Regions from separate parts of the Homo sapiens genome. Here regions 1, 3, 4, 5, 6 and 7 are each linked to region 2. The links are chromatin contacts, found by Hi-C or POLR2A ChIA-PET in ENCODE. All regions are on one chromosome and are shown on one strand. The core of a region is the stretch at or near the end of the contact, and the rest is flanking DNA. Distances in the headings are between cores, read along the strand shown.

The links. Hi-C counts contacts between places; a loop is a spot of excess contacts on that map. ChIA-PET counts read pairs that join two places held with the same protein, here RNA polymerase II (POLR2A). Pooled maps may share reads with other maps.
Region 1: a loop to region 2 is called in a map with no recorded cell type, with 15 times the contacts of the local background. The contact joins the enhancer-like site here to the promoter of UPP1 in region 2. A Hi-C loop is called at or near these places in 2 of 37 single-sample maps with no recorded cell type and 3 of 50 pooled maps.
Region 3: a loop to region 2 is called in a pooled map, with 7 times the contacts of the local background. The contact joins the promoter of NUDCD3 here to the promoter of UPP1 in region 2. A Hi-C loop is called at or near these places in 5 of 50 pooled maps.
Region 4: a loop to region 2 is called in a map of CD8-positive, alpha-beta T cell, with 11 times the contacts of the local background. The contact joins the promoter of STK17A here to the promoter of UPP1 in region 2. A Hi-C loop is called at or near these places in 1 of 168 maps with a recorded cell type or tissue (CD8-positive, alpha-beta T cell), 4 of 37 single-sample maps with no recorded cell type and 10 of 50 pooled maps.
Region 5: a loop to region 2 is called in a pooled map, with 35 times the contacts of the local background. The contact joins the enhancer-like site here to the promoter of UPP1 in region 2. A Hi-C loop is called at or near these places in 7 of 37 single-sample maps with no recorded cell type and 11 of 50 pooled maps.
Region 6: a loop to region 2 is called in a pooled map, with 9 times the contacts of the local background. The contact joins the enhancer-like site here to the promoter of UPP1 in region 2. A Hi-C loop is called at or near these places in 4 of 37 single-sample maps with no recorded cell type and 7 of 50 pooled maps.
Region 7: a map with no recorded cell type shows a loop between it and region 2 (15-fold over the local background). The contact joins the promoter of PPIA here to the promoter of UPP1 in region 2. A Hi-C loop is called at or near these places in 1 of 37 single-sample maps with no recorded cell type and 7 of 50 pooled maps. POLR2A ChIA-PET finds 5 or more read pairs at or near these places in 1 of 52 experiments (activated T-cell).

Annotation. Positions count from the first base shown.
Region 1 is chr7:44,460,242-44,463,737 of GRCh38, reverse strand. All of the region lies in intron 2 of NUDCD3 (NudC domain containing 3), which reads left to right. Among named protein-coding and RNA genes, the nearest start is that of NUDCD3, 29 kb to the left of the region's middle. Within about 2 kb of position 2,242, at least 2 of the 41 ENCODE cell types and tissues checked have a DNase peak (open chromatin) inside an H3K27ac peak, as active enhancers do.
Region 2 is chr7:48,087,471-48,090,810 of GRCh38, reverse strand. UPP1 (uridine phosphorylase 1) reads right to left here and starts at 1,546. Exons shown (of 9, transcript NM_003364.4): 1 at 1,393-1,546; 2 at 447-623. RefSeq lists silencers at 982-1,171, 1,512-1,851 and enhancers at 952-1,481, 1,992-2,201, 2,014-2,543.
Region 3 is chr7:44,489,041-44,492,571 of GRCh38, reverse strand. NUDCD3 (NudC domain containing 3) reads left to right here and starts at 1,914. Exons shown (of 6, transcript NM_015332.4): 1 at 1,914-2,163. The coding sequence starts at 1,972. RefSeq lists silencers at 1-97, 2,163-2,332.
Region 4 is chr7:43,580,871-43,584,407 of GRCh38, reverse strand. It overlaps STK17A (serine/threonine kinase 17a), which reads right to left and starts at 1,300. Exons shown (of 7, transcript NM_004760.3): 1 at 959-1,300. The coding sequence starts at 1,164. RefSeq lists enhancers at 211-320, 451-500 and a silencer at 901-1,680.
Region 5 is chr7:43,647,237-43,650,582 of GRCh38, reverse strand. It overlaps COA1 (cytochrome c oxidase assembly factor 1), which reads left to right. Exons shown (of 6, transcript NM_018224.4): 2 at 1,931-1,983; 3 at 2,949-3,048. The coding sequence starts at 1,969. Among named protein-coding and RNA genes, the nearest start is that of STK17A, 66 kb to the right of the region's middle. RefSeq lists enhancers at 456-545, 1,188-2,049, 2,319-2,613, 2,912-3,346. Within about 2 kb of position 1,687, at least 40 of the 41 ENCODE cell types and tissues checked have a DNase peak (open chromatin) inside an H3K27ac peak, as active enhancers do.
Region 6 is chr7:44,637,713-44,640,927 of GRCh38, reverse strand. The region is part of intron 2 of OGDH (oxoglutarate dehydrogenase); the gene reads right to left. Among named protein-coding and RNA genes, the nearest start is that of OGDH, 33 kb to the right of the region's middle. RefSeq lists enhancers at 955-1,482, 1,797-1,946, 2,011-2,538, 2,427-2,546, 2,392-2,902. Within about 2 kb of position 1,572, at least 40 of the 41 ENCODE cell types and tissues checked have a DNase peak (open chromatin) inside an H3K27ac peak, as active enhancers do.
Region 7 is chr7:44,795,007-44,798,193 of GRCh38, reverse strand. It overlaps PPIA (peptidylprolyl isomerase A), which reads right to left and starts at 1,513. Exons shown (of 5, transcript NM_021130.5): 1 at 1,401-1,513. The coding sequence starts at 1,469. LOC105375259 (a long non-coding RNA gene) reads left to right here and starts at 1,664. Exons shown (of 2, transcript XR_007060300.1): 1 at 1,664-2,126; 2 at 2,770-3,078. RefSeq lists silencers at 1,043-1,392, 1,413-1,682, 1,773-1,972.

The sequences.
Region 1 (3,496 bases), core at 993-3,492, 3.6 Mb after region 2:
GATAACAATTGTTCTTGGGCTCACCTTTTATTTATTTATTTTAATTTAGTGATTCCAGTTTTTAATGTTTAAGATTGCTGGTTGATTCTTATGAGTGTAATATCCTCTCACACCACTTGGAGGCTGTTGATTGTGCCTGTTTTTAAGTCTTGTGTCTTTACTAACTCTGTGTTCTGCAGCATCACTTCTTTAGGTGTAGAATTTGTTGCCCTTTTCTCAGGGTTTGGGGATACTCAGCTGTGTATTAACTTTTAAATTTGAGGTTCCTGTTAGCCTGTCTGGATGCTGCATCAGTTTTCCAAAGTTGGTCTCTAGACATTGTTGGTGGCTTGGCTGGGCATGGACTATGTCAGCTGCTAGTTCTCAGGGATGGCAGGCTCCGTGCCCTCTGTGGGTGTCACCAGCTTGTCCTCCCAAACCAAGTGTCCAACTCTCCTTCTCTCTGGGTTCAATGCCACTTAGGTTCAAGTGAGTGGAGTTACATATGTGTTTTTGGGGAGGGGCAGGAGGTCATTCCATTGTTATACCCTAACCACATTGTCCCTTGATACTCACAAAGACAAACTAGAGCGGGCTAGGGTTTCTGGGCATCTCTGCCTCCTGACCCTATCGGGGTCAAGACACACCCAGGCTGCATGTGTAGCCTTCGCTTAGTGTCATATATTCAGTGCCAGCAGCTATCTCATGAGGGCCATGGGCACTCATACAATGCAAAAGATACTATAAATCTTTTGTATCTTTGTGTATACACACACACACACACACACACACACACACACACACACACACACAGCCTGGTTGTGTCTTGATTGGTAACCCAGAATACACAGGCAGTGTTGCTTTGGTGATGAGTATTTTCAAAAAGGCAATTACATTTTAGTAAAGGCCAGAATCAGACATGTTGTATTCCTGGAAAATTCATGATATAATAAAAGCATGCAAAAAATTATTTGGGTTTTTATCTAAAATTGAGTTAGGTTACAGGCTCAGAAGAATGTTAAACAGCTTCTGTCTACCTGCATGTCTAATGGGATGTGTGAAGGTAATGCAGGGCAGGGGACAGTGCCCATTGACTGCCCCAAGGACACCTAACGCTGCCCACACACTCCCAAACTCCCAGGAGGCAGGGCCTACCCTCCCTTTGAGAGCTGCTGATCAAGTAGGAGTTTTCTGTTTTCATTCATATTTGAAAAGTTGGAATAATCTGCTTTATGATGTCTTTATTCCCTGAAAAGTTAAGCTAATAATATTGGTCAGTGTTTTCCTATTTAGGAACATTTTCTGAACATGTGGTCATTAGGGGATTTTAGAGTATAAGTTATGTATCTGTTAATTTTTTCTGGGTAATTATGTGGTTGAGATGCTAGTGGCACACATTATGGTTACATTTGTTCAGTAACTGTAACTCGAGCCCTGGAAATTAGGCTTCTATAAAATTTCATAGCAATTCATGAAATGTTGTTTGTAAGCAAAATGTACCCAGCTCCTTGACTAAAGTTACCTTAAATATTCTTAAAGATAGAGAGGTAATACGCATTTCTTTTTCTCTTTCTGTATGTGTGTATATATGAGAGAGAGAGAGAGAGTGTGTGTGTACATGTCCCTGATAATTCCTATCTCAGAGCAGTGGAAGTCCTCTGAGTTTGATAATATGCTTTGCATGTGCTATATTTGTGGACTGCCTCAGAACATCTCTTGGGGAGACTACCTGGGTTCAGGGACCACCTGCCTATGCACCTGAATCATGTGAGCCCTGATTTTATTTACCACGGAGCCAGGCACTTGAACACTGTCCCATCCCAACTGTGTCCATCCCAACTGTGGACAGCTTTTACACGGTCCACCTCCTTGCCTTCCAGGACCCCTTCCTCCCTTCTCCTTGGCTTCTGTGGCCCTGCACCCATGAAGGCCAGCACAGGCACCACCTTCTCTAGGAAGCATTTCTGGCATTTGAGAAAATGAGCTTTCACACAGTCTGGGTTAGGGCCCGGATCCCAAACTTTCTGTTTCTTTGTTTCCTCCCCCTTTCAACCATTATGGCTGAGGTGTGGCCATTCTGCATGTCACATGGCTGGTGAAAGACTCCTTTCTCTCTCTCTTTGGTGCTTCTTCAAAGGCTCCTTCACTTTCAATGGTATAGGTCAGATTGTACCATGTGTCTGCGGCTGACTCAATCATGGTAGCTTTTCTGTCCTTCCCATAGCATCCCTAACAGGCAGGAAATGATTTAGTCTTTATGAGTGTGCCTCCCCCCACAGGGAGACAGCCTTTTCCTGTTGCAGATCACACTGATTTTAAGAGAAGACTTCTCTTCATATGCAGCTTGCCCTTCTATCCTCCCATCCCATGTATATGTGGCATACCTTCTATGATGTTTCAGGCTCTGTTCTAGCAGTCAGACATATAGAGTGGGAGATGCTCAAGGGGCTCACAGTTTAGGGGGAGCTTGGACAAACTGTTGCAATCCCATGTGATGAATGCAGAGGAAGGGTCCAGACCCATTTTCTGGAATGTCAGAAATACTTCCTGGAGAAGGTGATGCCTGTGCTGGCCTTCATGGGTGCAGGGCCGAAGAAGCCAGGAGAAGGGAGGAAGGGATTCCTGGAAGGCAAGGAGATAGAAGAAAGCATTTGAGTTGTGTCCAGAGAATCCCCTTGGGAGGGGTATAGTCTTGAAGGAGCGTTTTGAGATAAGCAGAGTTGAACCCGTCGGGTTTTTAGGCCTGTTGTCTAGGACTACCTAGGATATGTGGTAGGAGAAAAGAATTATCACACCGTTCAAATACATTTTTAAAAATAATGAAAGATTTTCCAATGGAGGAAAACTAAAATCCTTTAATGCAGATTTTGCAAAAAAGCGTTTTTGCCAAGTGTTGACTAGTGTAGAGTTAATTCATTTGGAGTAATGTTTTATAGTATTTGTGAAATTTAGTATAGGTTAGAGTTAGTACTGGATCCAGGGTTTAAACTTTTGTTTTCTCTTTCTTTCCCCCCAAATTAAAGCATCCTATCCTTTTCATCTTAATTTCATTCATATCTTCATATTACGTTTTTGAGATAGCTGTTTATTTTTTTGAGGGGGAAATAGTGACATAAATAGGTTTAGAACCTCAGGTGGCTTAAAACCCCAGATGTAGTCAGTGGTAAATTTTTTTTTTCTTGGTTAGTCTAGTTTTGGTGTTGGTAAGTATTATATATGCTGGTGGGTTTTTAAAAAGGGCACGTGGTAGAGTCTGGCATACTATTTGGAGTCTTGTGGTAGCTGCCCACTTCCTGCTAATGCAGTAGAGCATGTTCATAATGGCCTTATATGCTTTCCTTCCTAGGGCAGGCCGTACTTAGTCATACCAGGTAAGAAATATGTTTTAAAATTTTAGTTAAACAGTTATGATGATAGCTTATAGTTTACTTTGCATTTCTTTATTTATAGAAAGATTACATTTTCTACACAGTGATTTACTGTTGTTATTTCCTACTTTGTTAACTCATTAACTCCA
Region 2 (3,340 bases), core at 297-2,796:
CTAGAAGGTCAGGGTAGCCTCTGAAAAAAGAAATAATGTAAGAGCAGCTGAGAAATGGGGAAAGCTTGGGCCAAAATGCAGATGGGCAAACAAACTGAAAGGCGGGAGAGACAAAGGCCTGCCCTGGGAATGGCTCAGCAGCGCTTGTAGAAATCCAGAGTAAGACATTCTTTCTATTCAAGGAAGTCACAAAGTTTTTTAAAGACCCGCGGTTACAGCCAATGAATGGAACCAATGGTCTTTTTAACCAGAAGACCCCAGGAAGGCAGAAAATGAGCCAAAGAAAGGCCAGGCAGGGGACAGTGGGGAAAGGAAACAGGGATGGAGAAGCAGAGAGGGAAGTGCAGAGACAGGTCACCCAGGCGCCTGGAAACTGCCTCTATGGCCTTCACGGGAAACGGCCTCTTTCTACTCCGGATCCCAGACTGTGTTTCTTTGAAACTGACCGTCAGAGGAGAGCGGCTGGAGGCGGACAGACGTCTGCAGTGGGAGGCGCTCCAGGCGTTCCAGGCAGTGTCCTGCCGGCGAGTCACCCGCGACCGCGAGTCACCTCACCAAGCCCTGAATTGGGACAGGAGACGAGACGTGTCGACGAGCTGCGGAGTTCCTCGCTTCTCTGGGCCCTGCCAGGTCCAAGAACAGGTTGCCATATAAAAGAATCGTGAAGGGACCCCCTTCCCCATGCAAATTATGTCATATAACGCATATGCCTGTGAAGTTTCTCTGCGGAGCTGCCAGATAACTCGATGACAATATTTTATGCGGTAACATTTTGTTAAATGTTGACTCGATGGCCACTTGACGCCATCTGAACTCTGAAAGCTCGCGTAACAATCATCCTCCAAATGAAATTTTACCCCCTTCTCCCTTTAAAAGGCGGTGGGGACAAAACATCACTTCGTCACTTAAGTCACCATCTCCTTCCTCTTATCTGGGGCTCCCAGCATAGTTCTAGGGGTTCCCGCACTCCCCGCCCGGGTTTGGGCTGCGAGAAGCGCCCGCCTGCGCCCTGCGGGACCTGACCCTGCCGGCTCTGGCTTCACCCTCGCTGCGCCTCGGCCCGGTGGGCTCCCCGCCCAGAGCCCCGCGCGCTCCGTCGCCGGGACGTGGGAGAGGTAGGCACGGGGTGGACCCGAGGAAGCACATCCCGCCCGCGCGCTTCCCCCACGCCCACCTCGCTCCGCACACACCAGCCCCAGAACCTCCCGGCCGCGCGCCCGCCTCCCCGCGCAGCCGCGCCGGGCCGCTCTCTGCTCCTCTGCAGCTCACAGCCAAGGTGCACCAGAGCCTCCGTCACCGCCCCTACAGGTAAATGGGCACGTGGCCAAGGCAGGGGACGGGCTAGACCCCTGGGAAGAGAGAACGGCGGGAGCCGGGCCGCGGGCGACTCACCACTCGGCCTGCGCAGAGAGCCGCTACACCCGCGGCGCCATCCTCGCACTGCGACACCGGCGACAAACGCAATGCTCCAGGGCCGGACGAAGGGACGGCTCTCGGGAGGCTCGCAGACGGCGGGGCGCGGGTCTGTGCGCCGGAGCACTCGAATGAGGGAACCACCTGCGAGGTGAATCTCATATGGAGTCTGCGAGCGGCCCCGCCCTGCCCGGGGGTTACCGCTAGGCTCGGGCCCCGCCTGCCCTGGGCCGGCGAACTCAGCTGACCGCATCCTGGGCCATCCCGCAGACAAGCCCCGCCCGCCCCCACCTTCCTCTGCCCCTCTGGCCCCGCCTCCCCCGCCTTCCTCCTCTCCACCCTCCCGCGAAGGTCCCGGGAGGCTCAGCCCGCAATTGCTTCTCGCCTCTGCAGAGCAGCTGGGCAATTGTAAAGAACCAGCAGCCAGTTCTGTTACTCATTAAACAGCCCCTACTACAGAGGAAATCTTCTTACCCACGTGGTCCTAACCTGGGGCGGAGGAAACCGGGCTAGAAGCGGCTCTAGGACTAACCCAAGGTCACGCCGCCAGGCAGGATCCCCGGTCTGTCTGTCTGGCGGTGGCCCCGCGGCTGGGGCCAGCGGAGAGAAATGACAGCGTGGAACCAGCCCTGGCCCGGTGGTCGGGAATGTGGAGCTGGCACTGTCACTGTGTGTACCCTGGATCTCTCTGGACGGCCTCGGCTTCCCCCCTGGGGAGTTTCTCTGGGACCTTCCTGATCCTGGGAGTTCCCGCTTGCTGGGGCAAAGCCAGGAGCTCGCCCGAGGAGGGGAAGTGACTCATTCACTTCGAGTCGCAGCTAAGTGGCCGAACTGCCTCAAACCGGCGCTGCACTCTGACCCCCAGGGGCCGGACCTGCCTGCCCCCGGCCGGTGCCCACTCTCCGTCTCAGGCGTCTTTCCTGGTCCTCTCCCTGCTTCCCGAACGCGCACTCTGGTGAGAGCACAGAGCCTGGGAAAGAAGACGACCTAGAGGCCCGGGCAGCCCAGCACCTCTGTTACTTGCTTCCTAAAGGGAACTCCAGTTCCTGAGAAAACATGGGGTTGGGCCGGGAGTGGTGGCTCACGCCTGTAATCCCAGCACTTTGGAAGGCCGAGGCGGATGGATCACCTGAGGTCAGGAGTTCGAGACCAGCCTGCCCAACATGGTGAAACCCCGTCACTACTAAAAATACAAAAAATTAGCTGGACGTGGTGTCGCGTGCCTGTAATCCCAGGTACTAGGCAGGCCGAGGCAGGAGAATTGCTTGAACCCAGCGAAGGATGCAGTGAGCCGAGATCGCGCCATTGCACTCCATACTGGGTGACAAGAGTGAAACACACAAACAAATCAAGGAAGGAATTAAGGGTTTTATTGAAAATGAAAGTACGGCCAGGCGCAGTGGCTCACACCTGTAATCCCAGCACTTTGGGAGGCCGAGGCGGGTGGATTACAAAGTCAGGAGTTCAAGACCAGCCTAACCAAGATGGTGAAACCCCGTCTCTACTAAAAGTAAAAAAAAAAAAAAAACAAAAAAAAAAACCTAGCCGGTCACAGTGGCAGGTGCCTGTAATTCCAGCTACTTGGGAGGCTGAGGCAGGAGAACCACTTGAACCTGGGTGGCAGAGGTTGCAGTGAGCTGAGATCATGCCACTGCATTCCAGCCTTGGTGACACAGTGAGACGCCATCTCAAAAAAAAAAGGTAAATGAAAGTACACTCCACAGTGTGGGAGCGGGCCTGAGCGTAGGGGCTCAAAGGCCCCATTCCAGAATTTTGGGGAGTTTCAATGTCCTCCGCTTGGGGCACACACTATGTAAATGAAAGGGATGATGCAAAGTTACAAAGTCATTTACTTGGCCTACGCAGAGGCTATTTCCTGTCATAGCTAAAGTGTGAATCGGCCTTATGTTCCCTGCCTCCAGACCCT
Region 3 (3,531 bases), core at 665-3,164, 3.6 Mb after region 2:
AGCTACTCAGAAGGCTGAGGCAGGAGGATTGCTTGAGTTCAAGAGTTCAAGGCTACAGTTAGTTATGATCACATCGTTACATTCCAGCCTGGGTGACAGAGGGAGACCCTGCCTCTTAAAAATAAAAAAAATAGAAACTATCGCTTGTAGAAGAATTTTGATGTCATTTTAAAGACAAATAGCCACATTTATTTGAAAAGACAAAATATTCCTCTCATTTGCAACTGTCTGTGTGAGGTTGCATGTTTTCATATACTTCAATGAAAACAACATAATGCAAATTATGTTGCAGTGAATGCAGATGTGAGAATCTTGTGGTCTTCTTTTTTTTTGTGGAGACGGAGTCTAGCTCTGTCGCCCAGGCTGGAATGCAGTGGTGTGATCTCGGCTCACTGCAACCTCTGCCTCCCGGGTTCAAGCGATTCTCCTGCCTCAGCCTCCAGAGGAGCTGGGATTACAGGCACCTGCCATCACGCCTAGCTAATTTTCGTATTTTTAGTAGAGACAGGGTTTCACTGTGTTGGCCAGGCTGGTCTCGAACTCCTGATCCTCCCGCCTCGGCCTCCCAAAGTGCTGGGATTACAAGCATGAGCTACTGTGCCGGCCAAATCTTGCTGTCTTCTAGTAGGCTCATTAAAGAGATTTGCAAAAATGTAAAACTATGTTACTCCTCTCACTGAACTTTTATTGCTTTGAAGAACATTATTTTTTGCATAAAAGTATGTTAACATGTAATGTGTTTTATGGTCATTTAAAAATGATTAAATAAATATTTAAACATTTTATGTTTTAATTTCTAATGTGGTAAATATTGATAAGCATAACCCATATCAACAAATGTTCTTTGGAATGTTCAACAAATTTTAAGAGGATTAATGGTCCCTAAATCAAGAGTTTCAGAACCACTGTTCTAGGGCAATTTACCTGAGTTGGATTTTATTTACAATTCATTAAAGCTTATACACTATGAAGACATGTTAACTTGCATGTTTTAATCTAGAAGAGGTGCAAATCATTTCTATACACTAGAAATGATAATCTATGGTTTTATCATCTTGTAGAACACCAGCCAGCTTTGTATCCAACCTAATCTTACTCTAATGCTTTGTCAAAATGTTTAATCTCCACTTCCTCAAAATGCTTTTGAACCAGCTTTACCATATCATTGTTAATTTGCTGAAGAAATCTTGGATATGTGTTCATGATATATTTGTATGAGTGTCATGCTTTTTACTTTTTTAAGATTATACTTTGACAGACACTAACAACATATGTATATATGACGTATATATGTATATACATACTATACACACACATACACGTACATATTTCACAACGATGGCATACGGATTCTCTATTCTGAATCTAGCTCTTTCCACTTAATATACGTTGAATGCACTCTTTATTTTCTTCGTCATCTTGACTTTCTTCTGATGCAACGCCCTGAGTTTAACTCACAGATCTGTTAATAAGAAACCCATACATCCCACATATACGCATTTTCCCGTCTCTGGCTCACTAACAAAAAGCTTACCCTAGCCCCATCTTTAACCATAGGTTCCAAATACCCAGGCTGGAATTCAACACAGAAATAAGAAAGGATCCACAGACAACGTGACAAAAATCCGAGCAGTCACGTGACACTGCACGCCCCATAATTTTTTTCCGCCCGCTTCAAACATGGCGGTCAAGCCCTCGCAGCGCAGCAGAAGCCACGGGCTTCCTTCCGCGTAGGAACCTCCTTGCTGCCCTTGTCGGGCTCTTTTGTCTAAGACCACCTCAAGGCAAAGCCCGTGGGGCAGCTGGGTCTGGGGAAAACAGCCCGGGGCCGCGGGGGCCGAACGAGCACGGACCGGAAGTTCCGCAGCCGCGCCGTCCGGCGGAGCCGTTGGCTGCGGACGCCGGAAGTGGCCAGTCGGCAGGTCTGAGGCGGCGCTGTGTGTGTGAAGCGTACCTAGGGCGGGAGGCGACATGGAGACAGGGGCGGCCGAGCTGTATGACCAGGCCCTTTTGGGCATCCTGCAGCACGTGGGCAACGTCCAGGATTTCCTGCGCGTTCTCTTTGGCTTCCTCTACCGCAAGACAGACTTCTATCGCTTGCTGCGCCACCCATCGGACCGCATGGGCTTCCCGCCCGGGGCCGCGCAGGCCTTGGTGCTGCAGGTGAGGCGGGCGGGCCTGCGGTCTGGGGAGCCGCCGCCCCCGGCCTGCCCTGACTCCTGGCGCCCGCTCCTCCAAGCTCTCCCAGCCTGTTTCCTCCTTTTCCTGGTGTCCTGGGGTTGAGCTTGTGAGAATGGCTTCAGTAATTTGAAGCGCGGATTGGATGTCAGCTTATTCCGCTGAGGTGTTCGCTCCGGACGTCCTGAGGTTTCAGAAGTAGTAAGCCGACTGTTAAGAGCCCTACTCAGCACCCGCCAGCGCGTACCCCTCACGGTGCTGGGGGCCGCTAGTCAGGGAGCGAAATCCATGCAGGCCAGACAGAAGGAAGGACATTTACAGCAACAGAAACGTGCATGCCCCAGAACTACCAAAGACTTGAGCTGGCGGGGATGACGGAGGCATTGTGTTGATCAATGGGTGTGGTCGCTTGTTTGAAATGTGACTTCCCAGGTCAAAGACTGTCAATGTAGTGCTTATTAAAATTTCTATTTGAGCTTAATTCCGTACCCTCCAGGTTAAGTTTATTGTATGTTGGAAACGCTGTCAATACTCATTCAGTGAAGTTGACTGGGCACTTTTGAATGTAGTGGTAAGCAACCTTTTGCTGAATGTAGTTTACACTCTTAGTTGCCGCAGGTGAGGGTGATACGGGTGTTTAAGTAATGGTTTCTCTCTCCTTGTGACACAGTTAAAGAGAGAAAACCCAGAAAGTAATAGAAAACTTTTTAAGGGCAATTATTTGATGGAGCCCATTGTAAAGAAAGGAAATAGAAATGATGGTTGAGAAGTGAAGTTTTTATAAGAGAGGTGGGACTTCTGATGAGATTAAAAGAAACTATTCAGCCAAGTATTAAGCCTATTTGTAGAAACCCAAGAAGATAGAAATGCTGATGATACCTCCCTCAGTTCTCTAGATGTTACAGTTTATAAAATGCTTCAGATGTTTCCTCCTGAAGTCTTAATGCATGCTGCAGGTTGGTAAGATGTTACTTTCCTCAGCAGAAGCCAAAGCTTTGAATGTCTTGGTAGCTACCAGGGTAATAGGGCCAAACGAGGAATGGGGTTCCATTAGGATTCAATTTCAGAACTTAAGGCTATTCCTCGTCCTTGTCAGTGGCATAAGTGCCATCTTAGTGATGAGAGAGCTGTTGGAGGTGGCCTTTAGCAGGATCTTATGGCAGGTTAATGAAGTCTTGCCATTTGATCTTCAGTGTCTCTGTGAAACAGATAAGTTTCAAGTTTACGTACCAATTCAGCAAGGTTAAGTGATTTGACCAAGAACACACAGCCAGTTCACCGTAGAGCTGAAACTAAAAATTTCATTTTGTGGATTCCAAATCTTCCTGTTCTGTTGTTTAACCATTCCATAGT
Region 4 (3,537 bases), core at 51-2,550, 4.5 Mb after region 2:
TACTGTCATCATTATACGATTTTACGGATGAGGAAAGTGAGGCTGGAGAGTCTAACCCCTCCAAAGGCAAACACAGCAAGAAGGGCACGAATATGAACTCAGGTCTGCCCCCAAAGCCAGAGTATTTAACAACTTCTTCAAACTGTTCTCAAGGAAGAGTCGCCAAACCCCACAAAAATCACTCGATCACCCCTCTTCAGCATACAAAATGTAAAGCATCCGAACAGCCTGCACCTGCAACTTTACAGACCAAGTTGTAAGCTCTCTCTACTCCCACAAAAAAAGGGTGGGCTAGCGTGGGGTGGGGGGAGAAGGCAAGAATCGGTTCCCAGCAAAGTAAAAAGCGAGAAAAGGGCCAAGCGCCCACGAAAGAAACCAATCTAAACTCGAAGCAAAGGGACCTAAATGCTTTAGAACTAAAACGGCAGAAAACCAACCAAGAAAACGAAAATGAATTCAGCAGAAGACCGACACAAGGTAACAGAGCGCCGGTGCAAAGGAAGCGGTCACAACGGATGCTGTATTTTATTAAAACCACACAGGCAGACCAAGAAAGTCGCAAGAGTTGAAGGAAAAATGCAAAGTCGGCTCCACAGACCTCTGGTTTTCAGACCCGCTGCTCGGGGTGAAAGGCAGAGCGCGGCCCGCACCTTCTCTCGTTAAATAGCCATTCGAAACGCCACAGAGAACGAAAGGGCTGAGGAAAGTGTCCGCGCCTCCGGGACCGCCATCGAGTTACCACCACTCGCTTGCTGGGCGCGGCGCGTGGAGGGGGCGCTGGTGCGACTCGGCTGCCCTACTTGCCGTCGGCACCCAAGTTTGTGCCAAGTCACAACGCGCGTTATCGGCAGCAGCAACGCCACTTCAGCCTCGCCGCCGCGGCGCCGGCACTTATCGGCGCCCACGTCCCGCCCCGCGCGTCCGGGAAGGTTCCGCGCCGGGCCCCGCCCGTCCTCACCTGCCCAGCTCCCGGCCCGGGCACAGGCTGTAGCCGTCCTGGAAGGGCTCGGTGCGCACCACGGCGCGTATCTCTGTCAGCAGCCCGCGGGCCTGGGGCGGCGGCGGCGGCCGGCACGGCCCGCTCAGACCCCGGCCTGCCCGGCCCGAGCCTGAGGTGGCGCCTGGGGAGGAGCCGCCGCTGCCTGGCTTCTCCAAAGGGATCATGGTGTTCAGGCCCGCTTCTTTCCTGGCCGCCTGTTCACTCCGAGCAGCCGGAGGGTCACGGACCCGCCCCCGGCTCCTAGTGCCGGTCCGCGGAGCCTTCAAACACCCGCTCTCCCCAGCGCGGCGCTCGGACTGCGGCAGGCAGACTACCGGTAGCTCGGGCCCGCCCCGCGCCCCGCGACCGGCCCCGCCCCCGTGACCGCCCCGCGCCTGCCCTGCACCCTGCTTCTGGCCCCGGCCAACCCCTCCCCACGTCCGCCCCGCGCCCGACCCCGCCCCGGCCTCACTCCGTGGCCGCCCGCCCCCTCGCTGAGCTCCCGCGGGGTCCTGAGCGCCCGATGCCTCACGCGCGCCCTCTGCAGCTCAGGGGGAGAAGGTGCAGCTTTCGGGACGGCCCGGAGGCTGGAGGCGACTCACAGCACCACCCTTTGGCCAGGACAGCCTACTGCGTTAGCAGAGTTGCGCACCTGTTGAGCGTCTGAGAGTCACAAAAGCTGACCTTCGGTTAATAAAAGGCATTTGAGCTGTAAGCGGGACTTCACGTGGTGAGGAGGGGAGGGGTCTGGAGGCACTTCGGTTAATAAAAGGCATTTGAGCTGTAAGCAGGACTTCACGTGGTGGGGAGGGGTGATGAGATCCTGATCTCCGTACACTGGGAGAGGGGTCTGGAGGCAGAGTTGTATAAATATTATTAACCCTGCACACCGGCCCTATGAAATAGACACTATTATATTGTCTGTAGTCGTCTCTATATTTACTTTCGAGGTCCTCTCATCCGGTCTTACGACTTTAATTACCATCTATATGCTCATGACTACAGAATTTGTATCTCTAGCTTCCAAATATTCCCTGAACTTCAGACTGGTGTATTTGACTATGCATTTGGCATCTCCACTTACATGTCAAATTAGCATCTCAGACTTAACATACACAAAAGTAAGTTGCTGATTGGTCTTCATGAATGCACTCCTACCCAGCTTTCCCCGTCTCAGTTTTCTTCATCTCCTTCCTTCTAGCTGTTCAGGCCAAAAATCTTGGGATGAGCATTGATTCCTCTCTCATGCTCATCTCCAGTTTGTCAGTAAACCCTCTTGTCTTTTCCTTCAAACTAGATGCGGCGTTTGATCACTTCTCTCTATTTCCACCTTACCACCATGGCCTGAGCCATCGTTATCTCTTACCTGGATTATTGTGATAGTTTACTAACTGGACCACCTGCTTCCATCCTTCTTTCTCCCTAATGTCGCATAGTTCATTTTCAAGGCAATGAGAGTGATCTTTTAAAAATCGAAACCAAATCACACCACTGCTCTACTCAGACTGTCTCAGTGGAGTTTTGCTTCTGGCACTGATATACTAGTTTATTTGTGTTCAATATTCTCACTAAGAAAAAATAGAAAAGTTGACAAAAGTTAAAAATTTCCTCTCCCAGCAAGGACTTGGATGACTGAAATCCTGGAAAGATAGGCAGCTCAGAAAGCCACCACTTTTCCCATGAGGTATTTGATGATTTTAAAGCCATGGCTGAAAGAGTGAGAAAGTAAGCAGAGCTTTCAGTCATCTCATGGGGTTGGGGAGACAAAAAAAAAATTGGAGTTTAGGACCTATTTATGATGAGGGGCTGGTAAGCAACTAGGCTTTCAGCTGGGACTCCGAAGAGCTATACCCTAGGGGTGTGGATGAACGGGAAATAGACCCAAGGGCTGAAAACCAGCTTCAAATGGCAACAGTAAATATTCTCTCTGGGGAAAAAAAGCATCATTCAGAGCAACACATTACCCATATAATATTTTATACACCATGTCTGAAACTTAATTTAAACAAAGGACACAGAATTGTCTTAAAAACTAAGGGAAAAAGAAAACAGAAATAAACACACAGAAGATCCAGATATTAAAGTTTAAAGACAGATTTTAAAATAATTCTGTTAAATATCTTCAAGAAATTAAATTGCAAGATAAAGAGTTTTCAGCAGAGAACTGGAAACTCCAAAGAAGAATACAATGGAATTTTGGAATTGGAGAAAAAAACACACTAACTAAAACTACTACAGAATTATGGGCTTAATAACAGATGAGATACAACTTAAGCAAGAATTAGTGAAGCTAATAAGCAAAACAAAATATGAAAAATGACATACAAGAGATATGAAAGAACTTTCTATAAAAGAGATAAGGTCTCAGAAAGGAGACTATGACACATGTGATATGTGGTAAAACATTCTAACACACACGTAATTGGAATATCAGGAAGAGAGGTGAGAGAAAAAAGGAAAAGAAGCAGTATTTGAAAAGATAACGGCTGGAAATTTTTTAAAACTAATGAACAACAATTCTCAGAGTCAAGAAACATTATGAACATAGAGCAGGATTT
Region 5 (3,346 bases), core at 438-2,937, 4.4 Mb after region 2:
CTTGTAGCTCCTCAAGCTTCCCTGTCTATTGAGCAGATAGGAAGCCGTGTCAAATATGTGGCACCTTGAGGAAATGCCTAGTGAATGACAGTATGTCCTATTGTGCTCTAACTTTATTTCAGCCTTATTTCTTTTCTGAATATTATTTTTCATTTATCTTCATTTCCTTACCTATTTTCTTTTCTTCTAAAGTATGTATCTTTGTTAGCTCCATCATCCTTTTTGGAATGAGCAAGTATAAAAATAAGTAAATAAATAAGACCCATCCTAAGTATTTTAAGAAACCACCCTTTTGCGGCACACTTGCTACCTTGGTCTTAGCTCTGGGCTTTGGTGTCCTCTGGCAGTCCTGCTGCATTGCCTTCTCTCCCCCATCTGCCCACCCCTGTCCCAGAGAGATTTTTCTGTAGCCCCTCATCTGCAGAGTCCGACAGCTCAGGGTCGAGGGTCTTTCTTAGCAGTAATCACCCACTATGCTCTCACCCCTCCATTTCTGGACATGCTTCCTGTGGCTTCTCTCCTGCGCTTTACACTTCAGCAGTTCTTGTTTCTGCTCACTCTGCCTTTGTTTGTCATTTCCTGGATTTGAAGCTGTTCTGCTCTTTTCACCTTTCTCTTCTCAAGGTAAACTTCCTCTGTGAAACCTCCGCTGATGCCCTGCAGCAAGGTTGACCACTTCCTGAGTGTTACTTCCTCTCTTGGTGCATATGTCTGGTTGCACTAACCAGGCTGCTGCTAGCCCAAAGGCACCTTTGTGCAAATTAGAAAAAGACAACCATCCCCATCCCTTCTTCAAGATACTTTATAGTACTTCCAACTGTTGGCAAACTGTCTTAATAAAGATACAAATCTTTGATTTCTCTAATGTGCATGGTGCCCTACAAGGGTTGTGCAGTGCATAGCCGTGCAGTTGCATGTGATAGATCTATGTTATAATTATTTGTTTAATTGTCTGTATTCCCCTCAGGACCAAGGAAAATTCCTTATATCTTGATACTGTTTTTATATTCTTACTGTCTGACCAGATCAGACCCTCAGTAACCGTTTGCTAAACAAAAGAAGGAATGAAGGTACAAATATGTATCCACCTTGTCTGGAAAAATAGCAGGAAAGGCATGCCTGCCAAGGACTTTTACACTGAACAGTAAGAATATATTTTAGCTCAGAGACACTGTTTGTTTTCACATTTCAATATTGCTTTAATTAGATATCTTAAAGCTCGTGTACCACAGTGGTTGAAAGAGCAGATGCTGGAGCCAGACTGCATGAATTTGAATCCCAGTTCTACCACTTATTCACTTATTAGTGCACCTTTGGGCATGTTACTTAACCTTTCTGTGCCTCAGTTTACTCATCTGCAAAATGAGCGTGATGATAATAGTTCCTACTTCAAAGGGTTGTGAGAATTAAATGAATTATATAAAGTGCTTAGAATAGTACAAGACACATAATAGTCAGAGACAGAAGTATTAGGTATTATCAATATTGTTAAAGTCCATGTATAAGTTTACTGTACTATTGTTTCTTTTTAACTCTGAAGTGCTGTTTTCACTCTGTCACGTACAGCTTTTATTGCTAGCATCTTGCTTCTGCAGGTCCAGCCTCCTGTTGATTGGCCCTGTGTTTGTGCTGTGGTCAAAGCACTTGCTGTCTGCGGTTCTCCCTTGTGCACACCGGTTCTTTGGTTGCTGTAACAAAAACTACATAGGACACAGACAGGAAACCCGCAGGCTTTGTTTTTTCTTCCTAATTTGGCAGCAGAAGGGGGAAAAACCAGGGCCTTTCACAGACAAGGCTTGTTTTAGAGTTTAATTTTAACTTCTTGTTCGTGTTCTAAAGCTTGGGTTGGTAATAAATCTTGGCTGTATGAGACTAGAGAGAACTGGGCTTTAAAAATATGATTTTAATGTAAAATCTTTTCTAATTGCAGGACAACTTGCCTTTGATGATTTTCAAGAGAGTTGTGCTATGATGTGGCAAAAGGTAATGGAATGTTCCAGGGCCAAGTTCCCCACTAGAACCTGCCAGGGTATTCTCGAGTTAGACAATAGAAGAAAGTCACTCCCTGAATAGTTATGGGCTTCTCCTGGTCTTTAGGGTTCACTTGTGCTTTAACTTCACAGGAGGGATGGGCATTTTCTGCATTGTTTCCCACTCTGTCTTTCTCTCGTGTCTCATGCTGGCGTTGGAAGCTGTAACACTCTGGGAACCTCTCCATAACCCAGTCTGGCTGCCTCACCCTGTTGAGCTCTCTTCAAATTAAGCAAGATCTGACTAATACATTCTTCAGAGATGCTCTGACCGTTTTCATTATGAGAACTAAATGACTTTTCCCAGATCACATTACTGTAATTAACTTTACACTCATTTTGATACTCTTACATATTATAAGAGTGGATGGATGGTATGCTGTATTTACCGAGCTGGCATCCCTCCATCTGTTCATTCAGCCTGAGTCATAACCAGAGTTTCCTCATCCCAAGGGTGGTGCATTTTTCAAAATATGAAAGGAGCCAGTGACAGCTCCAGCCCATTCGCAGGCTTACAGGACCAGCCATTGCCACAAAGGATAAGCTTCCTGTTTACCAGTTGGCCTGAGACAAAGTGGTTGTGCTTCCTGGCCATGCGGGGCTTGGCACACAGTCTGGGCTGTGTCTGTCAGGATGGTGGGCTGAATGCTCGCTCTGTGCTGGGCTGGCTGGGGGTGGCAGGGCCCCCACAGCATGGGTCCTGGACATGGGCCACTCTCGAGAGGGCACCCTCAGGAGGGCACTCAGTTTGGCTTCAGAACCAACCCTGGCATTTGGAAAGGAAGCAAATGAGGGAGGGCGGTCTGGCCTCCTTTCTGGCTTCCTTAATGCTTCTTTCCTTTAGGGGTCCAAGCCGGGCAAATCCCCTTGGCACAAAACTGGGAATCCTACAATAAATTTGTATCTTTTGTTTTTAAGTATGCAGGAAGCAGGCGGTCAATGCCTCTGGGAGCAAGGATCCTTTTCCACGGTGTGTTCTATGCCGGGGGCTTTGCCATTGTGTATTACCTCATTCAAAGTAAGTATCCTGCTAGCCGCCTGCGGCCTGACCTCCTCCTAGCCTGCTCCTGCTCCTCCATCAGAGGAAATACTTGAGATGCTTTGTTTAGATTAGAGAAAGGAGGAGAGGGTGATTTTAAAGGCTAGTCCACCATTTCGTTGGCTATAGCTTCCTCTGTATCCTGTAATCTCAGTTTTTCCAGGAGCAACGAGTACAAATAAAAGGACCAGGACTAATATGCATAAGAAGCCCAGCAAAGCACGATGGGCTTTCAGTCCAGTGCACACACAGGGGCTCCATCAAGATTCTGAGATTA
Region 6 (3,215 bases), core at 323-2,822, 3.4 Mb after region 2:
GCGAGACTCTGTCTCAAAGAAAAAAAAAAAAACCCACAAAAAACCTAATCAAAATTTTTCTTTACCCCAAACTTGCTCCAGTGCTAGAATGTCTACCCTCACACCATGTGACCCGCACCCCAAGTCTAGCTGTAGACACTTACTTAGTTCCCTGGGGCCACAACAGGTTCATGGATAGGGCATGACCCTCAAACCCAGTAAGTACTGGAGAACAGCACAACCCAAACTTTATTAAACCCCTAAAACATTTTCTTCTATTTCGTAAAACCCATTAAGTGTCCAGAAACACAGGGCAAAGTCACCCAAGAGCAAGACCTTAGATCAAGAGTCTCTCCAGCTGTACAGACAGCCTCCTTTATCCTAGGGGACAATATTCACTTTTGGATCCAGAGCCAAAAGTCATAGCAAAATCACAAGTTTACTTCTTTTCAATAAAATTAGCTTTGAATAACAATTAAAATAGTAAAACAAAACAAAACAAAAAAAACCCACCAATAGCAGCAGGGATAGGTATAGCTAACTTTTACTGAGGCTCTCTGTGGGCTTTTCCAACTTACTTAGAGCACCTGGAATGTCAATCATATTCCCACTGGAGAGATGTGGGCTCAGGCAGAATTTACACACAGCAGTCACCAGGCAGGGTATTAATAAGGTTAACTGAGTAATAGCAGAGCGACGCTTAAAGAACTCTGGTCACTCTAGTAACAGTGCCTCTTACCCTAGCTTAACCTTGCCAAAGAGAGCTGGGCGCTTCTGGGCTCAACAATAAAATGAAAGGAATTTCCAGCCACTGATGCCTGGGATCACAAGGTCAGGGTCAAGGTCAGCTCTCTGGTCCTGAGCCACAAAGGCTGCAGGACTCCTTCCAGCCTAGGCCCTGGAGACAGGGCGATCATGATCATCGGGCCTCCACTCTCTGACCTTCTTTTGTGCTTGGAATACAACTCCAGGTGATTTTCAATTGGCTGAGGATAACTGCACAGACGGAAATTCAGCTCATGCTGGAGGCAGTCAGAAAAAAACTGGTTCATACCGGTACTGCTGAGCTGCTGGGAATCCCCGGGAAGGAAAATGCTGGGAATGCAACTTCTGCAGCCTTTCCCTTATTCATCTTACACCATGCATCCCACTTCACTCTCCAGTTGGCTCAGTTCCCACACCACTGGGGGAGCACCCTGCCCCACCTTCAGACAAAGAGCCCATTCTGTCTCCAGGACTGGGTGAGCCCCCACACCCAACAACAGCAAGCCCTCTTTGCGCCAAGACCTGGAGGTATACTAAAAGGTTTTTGAATTGAGTGATAGAATGTTTTGTATCGAGTGTAGTGACTGCACACATTTGGCAAAACCTACTGCACTAAACACTTAAAACAAGTGAATTTTAATATATGTAAGTTAAACCTCAAAAAAGTTTATTTATTCAAAAAGGCTTTGAAAATGAAGGTCATTATTTGGCCTGCAGGCTTCACCTCCCAACAGATGTGGCAGCAGGAAGCCAGACCTGCCCAAGTACCAGAGCTCCCAGGCACCCACTGGCCCCACCCCTCCCTGTATGAGTCACCAATGGGGCCACTTCCTTCCTGGTGGGGCCCAGATGCCACAGTCCATCCCCCACTCTCTTTCCACCTCCCTGTTGTCCTGCAACCCTGTATCTCTCTAACATCTTCCACTCCCCAAGGAGATACCTCTTCTCCAGCTCCTTAAACTACCCACCCCTGCCTCATCCTCTGAACACCTGAATCTGGATCTGCCTTCCATAACCCCTGGCTTTAGGTTCCAGGGGACCTGCAGAGCCCTCCCTGTCCACTTGCTCCCATGCCCCAGCATCATGCTCCTTCCTTCCCGCAGGCCTGGCAGCTACCCTTCTTTCCATGGGATGTTTGTCCTCTCCCTTCACATGGTCGCTTAGCTTTGTCACTATCTGGGAGAGCGTTTCCCCTTCTGATACTCCCAGCCCTTACTGTACACTCATCTCAACCTGAGATCTCTCCCCTGCTGTCTGTCCCCATCCTGGGGGATAAATCAAGACTAGGCTGAGTCATTGACCACCCAGCGCAAACAGAAGCCCCTTCAAAAAGAAGAGAAAGCTTCTGGAAGAGAGAGTCAAAGCATGTCCCATCTAATTCCCATGGAGCATGAAGAGACACCTGGAAGGGATAGAAGCCCACTCACTGAAAGGTGGCACCTGGTGGCTGATGGCTCACTGAGAACCTGAGCTGAGTCAGGCGACCTCAGCTCTCTTACTGAGTGAGAAAAATAAGCCTGTTGGTTTAGGCTGCCTAAGCTGCATTTTCCCTTTCTTCCAGCCAAATTTATTCCTAATTATCCCTTGCTGTTGCCTGGATGTCCCGGAATTGCAGTCTGATGTAGGCAGGGGCAGTGACTTCTACTTCTAGAAACATTCCAAGTGACAAAGCAGAAGTGAAAAGGAGAAAGCACAGTAATGGGGAAAATCAGACTTGAGAATACACAATCTAATAGCATGCTACCATCAAACACACTGAAGACCTAAGTTTCCTATAATAGAAACAGTTTTTCACTCATGAGAAATGGAGGCAGTCAGACTTTGGTTTCTTTATGAAGTAAGTGTGGTATTTGGGCCTTACTTTAGTACTTGGCTCAGGGCGGTGACAGGGACTTCTGAGTCACAATGACGTACGTGGGTGTGCCCAGCTCCACACCCAAGTTGCAACCCATCACTAGTGTTATTCATCTCTCCAATCTCTTAATTGGCTTCTGTTGCACAACTAATAACGTAAGGAAAATATCTGTCCCCTTGCCTTGCCTCAAATATACAGTTACACACAGTTAATTCTCTGACCACCAATGACAATGTCACTGATAAGGGGGAAAAGGTTAAAATGTTAAGGTAAGTGGGCAAGGTTGTAAATGACATTCAAGGGGCAGGAAGCTGCCAGAAGGAGTGAGGGGTCCTGGGCCAGGGGAGGGGTGCGGGAAAGCACTCACTCCCAAAAGGCCAACTTCTGAGCCCTGCAAGGGGCTATGGGATTCTGATGAAGTTCTTACCACACATAAACATTTTCCTAAGAGTGTCAGATGTGTGCAGGATGTACCATGTCAAAAAATGAATACCATTTTTTTTTTTTTTTGAGACAGAGTCTGGCTCTATCGCCCGGGCTGGAGTGCAGTGGCGTGATCTTGGCTCACTGCAACCACCCCCCAACCCCCATCCCGGTTTCAAGTGATTCTCCTGCC
Region 7 (3,187 bases), core at 264-2,763, 3.3 Mb after region 2:
GTCGGTACGTTTAAGTTCCTATGGCTTCCCTTTCAGACTTTCGCTAAAGCCAAAGCCCTCATTGGCAGTTACCCCTCCATTCTCATCAAGACCTGCAAGTCCTTTCTCATTTCCCTGAAGCTCTTTGGGTAACCTGATGCCCAACATTAGGTCAGGCCAAGTTTCCACGAAAGCCCTTGTCACTTACCAGCTTTGACTACACTCATAGGTGGGGTGGGGTGTGGATTAACATGCAGTGTTTCAGTGCCTATGTGCCAGGCACTATGGACAGGGTAGGCAACAAGGAAATCGCTCTGTCCTCACGAAGACTGCATGAGGATCAATCTATTTTCGGAATAAGATCCCAAACTAGCCATTGGTGGCCTTTTGAGATGTGATTTAAAGGAATAAAACCACTAACATCCTATTTCGCTACTCCCTAAGGTCTATCCATGTTAACTGGAACGGAATCGTACTCAATATTTAACTTTGAAGACACGCGCCAAGTTTAGATACTATGCTATAATTACAACTGATCTTTAAGAACTCATTTAACGCTCTCAAAACTAATTAGGTAATCACTGGTAATCCACCTTGGTCGGAAGAGGCCTGCCTTGTGGCCAGTCGCAACTTGCTTGCTAGGCAGAGGGACAATCGGGAGGGGCTCAAGAGCGCCTCCCCCGCCAGCGCCGTCACTGCAGTGGAAGGCGGTCCTTGGGCACCAGCAAAGGCAAGGCCCATTTTCACATTTCCGCTTGGGGGTGGGGGACACGGAGGGACGTTTGGGGCACATGTATAAATATTCCTACTTTATCCAAATGGAAGATATTTCAAGTGGCAACCCGTCACATCCCAGCAAGTCTCCTTTTATAACATGGCCTCCCGGGATCTACAGGACCGAGCATGGACGGGCTCACACCGCGCCTCGATCCTTGAGAAAAACCCTCAAGCAAACAGCTTCCCAGCTCAGGATGTAAAGCACCCATGCCTGCCAGGGGACAGCTTCCCAGGAAGGCGGTCGCAAGCCCCCGCGAGCGTGCTTCTGGCTCCGGTCTGCGGCGCCCAGGCCAAGCTAGGGCGGAGCCCAACGACTCTCAAGGCGCGGACCTGAGCGCGGCCGCCGAGCACGTGCGTCGGACAGGACAGGGCGCGGCCACATGAGGCGGGCGGGCGGACGCGGGCCCCCTCCCCCAACGGCCTCGCAGCCGCCCCGCCTGCCTTTGTCCGCCGCCGTCCCGGCCTCCTCCCCGCGACTCGCGGACCTCCCAAAATGGCCCCTCGTCAGGAAATGGCGCCGCAGCCCGCCCGCGCTCGCCCCTCAAGCAGGGTCGCCCCGCGCCCGGGCCTTTGGGGCGCTACCACCCACCCCGACCCCGGCCCACTTTCTGGGCCCCATTCCCGCACGCCGCCGCCCGCCCGACCTCAAAGGAGACGCGGCCCAAGGGCTCGCCGTCGACGGCAATGTCGAAGAACACGGTGGGGTTGACCATGGCTAATAGTACACGGTTTTCCTCGGCGGTGGCGTCTGCAAAACGGCACGAGCCTGGCCTCCCGCCCCTTTTATACCACGTTCGGCCCCGCCCGCAACCCGGTCTCGCGCCTCCGTCCCGGCCAATCGGGTCTGCGACTTCGCCAGAGTGACAGTGCATCTGGCCTATAGACGGAAGCCGGCGCTGATGGGGACGACACATGAGGCGCGCGTGCGCGCTAACGCGCGGAGGCAGGTTCCCGCCTGCGGGCTCCGTCGCGGTGGCTGCGGCATGGGACTCGGGGCGGGGCGGCAGTACGGGACGCGGGGCACGGGGGAGGGTCAGTGCGGAACGGGGGTGGGCAGCATGGCGCGCGCACGCGGGAGACGGAAGCGCGGCGGCTCTTCGGCCGTTGTCAAGCGATGAGGCGCGTCTCCCCATTGCACAGAGGGGGCAACTGAGGCGAACGCAGGCCTCAAGGTCGCGCCGCCAGTCAAGGTCGACTGGGGTCCCGCGCCCGGACCCTACGCCTCCGCGAGCGGAAATGGGGATGGCGCGTCCCCGAGACCTAGGAGCAGCCTTGCGTCCGCATTCCGCGCGGGCAAACACCACGTCGCGTCCTACCAGGCAATGTCAGGAAGGAGGTTGCCTTTGAGCATCGCTGTTTTCTCTAACGAGGTGGGACAGGAGCAGTCTCCGGTTTTGAGAGATTATGAAATGCTTTCAAAATGCTCTACTTTCCGAAAATATCTTACACTCTGCTTGAATCTTCTTCAGGAGGAAGCCATTAAAACAGGAGCCTGGCCAGGCTCTTACCTGTGAAGATGCATTATGCACATTTTGCCCTCTTACTCTTTTTGAATCTCTGCTCCTGGTCTTTCCCTGCCCCCGCCCCGCCCAGCTCCTACCGCCCCCGCCTCGGGGCTGAATTGTGCTTTGATTTTTGGGTGAAAGATAAGTCACAATTTAAAAGCGAATTTCTTCAGGCAAAGACATTAATAATACTTTAATTAAAATGCACTTGTAGGCCAGGCGCGGTGGCTCATACCTGGCGCTTTAGGAGGCGCGGAGGCCAAGGCCGGGGAGGATCGCTTCATCTTAGGAGTTCGACACCGGCCACCAGCCTGGGCATCTTAGAGAGACGCCGTCTCTACAAAAAAATAAATAAAAATAAAAATTAGCTGGGCGTCGAGGCGCTCGCTACTCAGGAGGCTGGGCGGGGAGGATTGCTTGAGCCCGGAGGTCGAGGCTGTAGTGGGCGGTGATCGCATCACTGCATTCCAGCCGGGACGACAGAGTGTGACCCTCTCTCAAAAAATAGGCCGGGTGCGGTGGATCACGCCTGTAATTCCAGCACTTTGGGAGGCCGAGGCGGGAGGATCACCTGAGGTCAGGAGTTCAAGACCAGCCTGGACAACATGGTGAAACCCCATCTCTACGAAAAATACAAAATTAGCTGGGCATGGTGGTGCGCACCTGTAGTCCCAGCTACCCCCTCGGGAGGCTGAGGCAGGAGAATCGCTGGAACCCAGGAGGTGGAGGTTGCAGCGAGCAGAGATGGCGCCACTGCACTCCAGCCTGAGAGACAGAGACTCCGTCTCAAATAAATAAACAAAAATATAAAATAAAATGCACTTATGTGACTGGTGTTTTGTTAAGAAAACCTTACAAGGGAATTCATATATCCTGGGCTGTCACTTAAGTTGCAATATTAAGGATATTATTTAATGTTTCTTTTT